2 separate regions of the Homo sapiens genome follow, and region 1 is linked to region 2. Evidence: chromatin loops called from intact Hi-C (ENCODE). Cell type or tissue: prostate gland. All regions are shown on one strand. Each heading gives the region's core, and the rest is flanking DNA. Links, peaks and the distances in the headings are about the cores only. Region 1 overlaps C3orf70 (chromosome 3 open reading frame 70). Region 2 holds the start of C3orf70 (chromosome 3 open reading frame 70).

Region 1 (2,910 bases), core at 206-2,705, 71 kb after region 2:
TCTGGAACTCCTGACCTAAAGTGATCTGCACATTACAGGCGTGAACCACTGCGCCCGGCTGTACAACTTGTATTTTTTACCATGCTATATTGTGGACCTTTTTTGTTCTAGTATAATGAGTAAATTACTTAAAGTTGTCTGTAAAATAAGGATTATAGTGTCTATCCACCTACTTCAGAGATATCAGAAAGACACAAATATAAATTGAGATTTAGAAAGTCGATTGAGTCTTTTAGATGAAAATTATTATATACCATGCTGACTTTTTCATTGACTATACCAATGTTGAATGATTTTATTACTAGTTTCTTTTGAGGTGTTACTGAAATATTTTTAAAGACATTGAGTCCTCAGAAACCATTATGGCCATGTTAATATAGTTTGTGTAATATAGATTTCAAGTGTCTTTTTGTGTCTTCACAGGCAAATACATGTATCAGCCTATGACCCCTGTGGAACAGCTTCCAAGCACTGAGATTCCTGCCAGGCCTCGGGAACCCACAAACACCATTCAGATCTCAGTCTCGCTCACCGAACACTTTTTGAAATTTGCATCTGTCTTCCAGCCTCCCCTTCCCCCTGACTCACCGAGGTACTGTATGATTTCAGACCTTTTTATTGACAACTATCAGGTTAAATGTATTAATGGGAAGATGTGTTATGTGCAGAAGCAGCCGGCACCACATTCCCACAGAATGAGCCCTGAGGAGGTCTCTGCACACGATGCCTTAATTTCAAAAGAGAGCAATACACCAAAAATAGATCACTGCTCTTCTCCCTCAAGTTCTGAGGACTCTGGGATCAATGCGATTGGGGCTCACTATGTGGAATCGTGTGACGAGGACACAGAAGAAGGAGCAGAACTGAGTTCAGAGGAAGATTACAGTCCAGAGAGCAGCTGGGAACCGGATGAGTGCACCCTTCTCTCCCCCTCGCAGTCTGACCTGGAAGTGATTGAAACGATAGAAACGACTGTGTGAGAGTCCAGACAGGAAGCCACAGCCTCGGACCCACGCCGAGCTTTTGTACCTTTGTCTGGTGGATCCTTTTTTCCAATGCTGTTGATATTTTCTACCCACCCCGCCCCGCTCCAACCAACAACCGTAGCAGTTCAGTGGTATGCTGATTAGCTTCTCTCCGTCTTACAACTAAGACATTCTTTTTATTATAAACAGTTTTCTTTTGTATCCTGACTTACTTTCTATGTAGCATCTGGTGTCATGAATTGTGACCCCGCCTTAATTTCACTGGGAGATTTGAAGGCGGTGAAGTGATGGTCGCAGAGAATCTTGGATCAGATTGAGGAGGTACCGAAAGGGAAGGAGCCGGTGTTTTCTCGGTAGCCAGTCCTTCACAGAGACTCTTGCCATTCCCTTTGGCATGTTCACAGGCACTCCCGTCCTGTCCTGCTTGTCCTACGCAAGTAGCACTCCCTACTGAGTGTGCACTGGTAGATGCCGTTTCTTCCCTTCCCCTTCTCCCCACACCTGCACTGGGTCTGGATCAGAGCTGCCTCGGCTTACTTCTGGGAGGTCACTGGAGGCCAGCTCAGCCCATGGTTTGTGGCCAGTGTCTGTACAAGGCTCCGTGACTGGGGCTGAGCTAAACATTCACATGAGAAGAGATGACCTCATCTGTCTCATGCTCAATCCAGCCTTAGCTGAGCACCTGTCCCCTGCAGGGGGCTGTGGGGACACAGCATGAATAAGACCTGATTCCCACCATGAAGGGGCCCACAGTCCTATATATGACACATTCAACTCATGGCACCCAAAAAGCTCTGGGAACCCAGGGGAAGGATGAGGTTTACTTGGCTGGGGCTAGCTGGGGAATGTGTTTCAGCATTTGAGCTGGCTTCTTGGTGGGTTCCCCAACATTTTTCTGCTTTTAATTGTTCTTCAAGTCTGGGAAAAACTCTTAGGAAGTTATATAGGTATCACATTTAGGTGGCAGCCACATCTGACATCTTAAGGAAAAAAAATAAATTAATAGTTTTAGTTAGCATGGAAATGCTACAGACAGAAGCCCTTTAGGGATTAGGACTGAATCTAATAGGTTTGATTAATTCTGCTTCATTTGGTTGTATGAAGCATTCGTATGGTTTAAGTGAGGAATGGATTAGAATTCAGTGTGATGCATGGATTTTTATGCAGCTGCAAAAGCAGTTGAAATAGTTTGCTGCTAAGTCAGGAGAAAATATCCAGTGTAATAGCCATTCACTTTCCCACACAGTCTGTCTGTTGTATGTGTTCTCTCCCCTCACATGCACAAAATAGTGACTAATTCTTTCTTATTTAGCTCTCTTCAGAATTCTACTTCTACTCTCCATTTATACCAGGTATTCTTGTGAGTCAGTTAACTGCTATTTCTCCAAACCTTCTATCCATGAGGCATAGTTTCAAATCCTGGAAATTTTAAGTATGGCCTAATGAGAACATCAGAGTTGGAGACAGAACAGTACTTCCATCCTAACTATCCAGAAGCGCACTCTCAGGCCATTGTGCTCTGAGATTCCCTTGTGCTCTGGCACCATTATGGTACATCTCTACGTCACATTAATTTTTTTTTTTTTGAGATGGAGTTTCCCTCTTGCTGCCCAGGCTGGAGTGCAGCGGCGTGATCTTGGCTCTCTACAACCTCTGCCTCCTGGGGTCAAGCGATTCTCCTGCCTCAGCCTCCTGAGTAGCTGGGACTATGGGCACGTGCCACCACACCTGGCTAATTTTTTGTATTTTTAGTAGAGACGGGCTTTCACCATGTTAGCCAGGATGGTCTCGATCTGACCTTGTGATCCACCCACCTCGGCCTCCCCAAGTGCTGGGATTACAAGCATGAGCCACCACGCCCGGCCGGATTTGTAAGAAAAAGTTGTGTTCTCCCCTGAAGCCTCCATTTGGCATCATTCACAAA
Region 2 (2,910 bases), core at 165-2,664:
AATAAGGAGGGGGTGTCCCCTCCTCTTCTGTGTTCAAGGCTGGGTTCTGGCCTTGTTGCAGGGAAACACTAATTCCCAGCAGTGCACCATGGGAGCAAATGGTTTGTTTCCTCTTCAGTGAATCCAGCCTGGGGTCGGTTCTCAGCAGCAGAGCCTGGCATGGAAAATCTATTTGGAGCAACTTGTCCCCAGGAGGGAAGAGTGCGAGCCAACTGTGTGGGGAAGCCGCAGCCACCACAGGGTCAGTCACACCTGCTGGCCAGAGCAGGCGCTAACACAGAAAGGCAGAGTCCTCCGCATACATGAGTCCTGTTTGTGTGCCCACCCACTCCTATGTACCACACACACCCGATTTGATCCGTATATGCCATGTGCACACTCGACATGCCAGATACACGCACTGCACTGCCACACATATACCATACACACACCACTCTGTATTACTAAGCATACCCACCCCCACAACACGTGCACAAGCACATGCACGTCCAACTACACACATATACATATTCTGCACGCCACACACACTCAACCACACACACACCACCCACACTCCACCTCAGTTATAACATTCATTTCACATACACACGTATACACACACCTCACCAGTCACTTGCATCACGCATACCACCCACCATGTACCATGAACACACCTAACCACACACAACCACACACGCATACCCACCATACATACTCCAAATAATCATACACACGCACGCAACACACACATCCCATGCACACCAAACTACACATACGCAGACACACACACACATCAATGCACCCAGCTTTGTTGCTTTCCCGCTCAACGGAGGCGGGGGTGGGAGGAGAAGGGGGAGGGGCTGCGGTCCCGGCGAAGGTTGGGGCGGGCGCGGGAAGGCCCGGGCGCACTGGCCTGGGGTTTGGGGCGAGGCGGGCAGGGGTTGGCGGTGCTGGCCCCTGACGCGCCCTGTGGCCGCGCTGGGGCAGGAGGCCCGCCCTGGGTGGGGGGAGTGCGCGCGTGTGCACGAGCGTGTGCGCGCCTCCCAGGGGCTCCATGCCCAGACACGGGGAGGTGTGTACGAGGGAGATGTGAGACGCCTGTGGGGACAGGCTGTGTGTGTGAGATCCTCGCTACGCGATGCACCCGGCCCGGGCCACTAGGAGGTTCGGGTGGGCGTGGGCCAGGTGTGCGCAGCCCTCCGTGGAGCGTGTGGACGCGTGTGTCAGTTCTCGGTGGCCAGTGTCACTCGGGGGGAAGTGCATATGTAGGCTGGCGTGCATGTGAGTACAAAGCGGCCGAGGAGTGTGTGTTCACCACGGCCCTCCGTCGGGGTCTTTCTCCGAGGAAGGAGTGAGTATGTGAGGAGGACCTCGCTGTGACCGGCGGGGACGCCGACGGCCAAGCTCCCCAGCGGCGTGTGTGTGAGAAGGCCGGGCTCGCTGAGGAACGTCGCGCGGGGCCGACCGGCGCGCGCCTGTGCGCGTGCGTGTGCGCGTGGGGCGCGGCGCGCGCCGCGCCGGAGGGAGGGAGGCTGCCAGCCCGGACCCGGTCGCAGCGCCCGGGGCGGCTCCTCCTCGAGCCTGGGACCGCCGCGCTCCCGCCGCCGCCGCGTGCTGGCGTGACTCCCGGCCCGTGCCGCGCCCTCCCGCGTCCGCAGCCGGCTCGGCTTCCTGCCCACCCAGACGTCGCTTCTCCCGGGCTCCCGGTGTCGGCTCCGCGCGGAGGGAGAGGAAATGAGTGCGGCGGCCTCGCCGGCGTCGGAGCGGGGTTGGAAGAGCGAGAAACTAGATGAGGCTCAGGCCCTGGCGCGGAGTTGCGCCGCCCGCAGACCCGACTTCCAGCCGTGCGACGGGCTGTCTATCTGTGCCACGCACAGCCATGGCAAGTGCTTCAAGCTGCACTGGTGCTGTCACCTAGGATGGTGTCACTGTAAGTCGAGCCGCGTCTTCCCGCCTTCCGCCGCGGTCCGGGGGACGCCCGCCGGGCCGTCCGGGGTCGCTGCCGGAACTCTGCGGCCGCGGGGCTCCGGGCTCTGCCGGGGCTGCTCTGCCGGAGGCTGGGGCCGCCGTGGGCTCCGGGCCCGCCGGAGCTTTCCTTGCGCCGGACGGCTGGGGTTGGCGCTGCCTTGACGACGAGATGAAATCCCGTGGGGCGCCTCGCTTTCTTTAGCTACTTCTACAAAAGGGAGCTCCCTGTCCCAGGGAAGCGGGAATCTGGTTTTTTTTCTTTTCTTTTTCTTTTTTTGACCAAGGCGTCCAGGCGGTGTTTTGAGAAATGGGAGCGAGCCAGCTGAGTTGGCGACAGCTGTTGGGGATGCCTTTTTTCAAGGTTGCTGGTTAAAGATGCTCCTCTTTTTCTTTCTCACTTTTGTCTTCCTGGGCTGCTATTTAAAAGAAGGAGCCCTTGGATATCCAATTGTTTCCCCCTTGATTGTACCCAAATTGAGAAAAAGCGCTAATGTGGGAGGGATTGCTTCCAAGAAGTTAATATTAACAGTTTGGAAGGTCGAGCTCCTTAAATACCCAGATGTAGAATTTAGAGCCAAATAAATGAGACTTATAAAATTACAAAATAAAATGAGTGAAAGTAAGCTTAATAGTCTTAAACCAATTTATAAAAGCTAGAACCAAATGGTCTAAACCCTTTCTCTGTGTTTAGCCTCCTGCCTGTGATTTTTAAATAGATTAAACTTAAGTAGCCATTTAATTAGAATTTCACAATTTGATTAGCTAATAGTATTTGGACTATATCCGATGAATCATTCATTTTAAGAAATATATTCTAAAGTTAGTTTCCACATATATTTGTAATAGAGGGTTTTGGAGTGCTTATTTAGGACATTTTCCAAGTGATCTTAAGTTAAAATGAATTTTTCTTTGTTGAGAAAAAAATAGCTGACAACCAGGAATGCAGTACATAACAAATCCTTA

The links. Peaks named below come from ENCODE experiments on the same cell type or tissue, not always from the same donor. Only the 100,000 strongest peaks of a DNase experiment are listed, where the experiment ranks them.
Region 1: it touches region 2 in a loop (2.2-fold over the local background); 5 of 110 quality-filtered maps call a loop at or near these places.

The regions. Positions count from the first base shown.
Region 1 is chr3:185,081,077-185,083,986 of GRCh38, reverse strand. C3orf70 (chromosome 3 open reading frame 70) reads left to right here. Exons shown (of 2, transcript NM_001025266.3): 2 at 424-2,910. The coding sequence ends at 980. Among named protein-coding and RNA genes, the nearest start is that of C3orf70, 71 kb to the left of the region's middle. RefSeq lists an enhancer at 2,819-2,910. In prostate gland, for the core only: no CTCF peak of the experiment used is centred there; no DNase peak of the experiment used is centred there.
Region 2 is chr3:185,151,627-185,154,536 of GRCh38, reverse strand. C3orf70 (chromosome 3 open reading frame 70) reads left to right here and starts at 1,477. Exons shown (of 2, transcript NM_001025266.3): 1 at 1,477-1,909. The coding sequence starts at 1,714. RefSeq lists an enhancer at 1,292-1,431 and a silencer at 1,852-2,071. In prostate gland, for the core only: no CTCF peak of the experiment used is centred there; a DNase peak (open chromatin) is centred at 1,516; H3K4me3 peaks cover 1,895 bases; H3K27ac peaks cover 1,785 bases.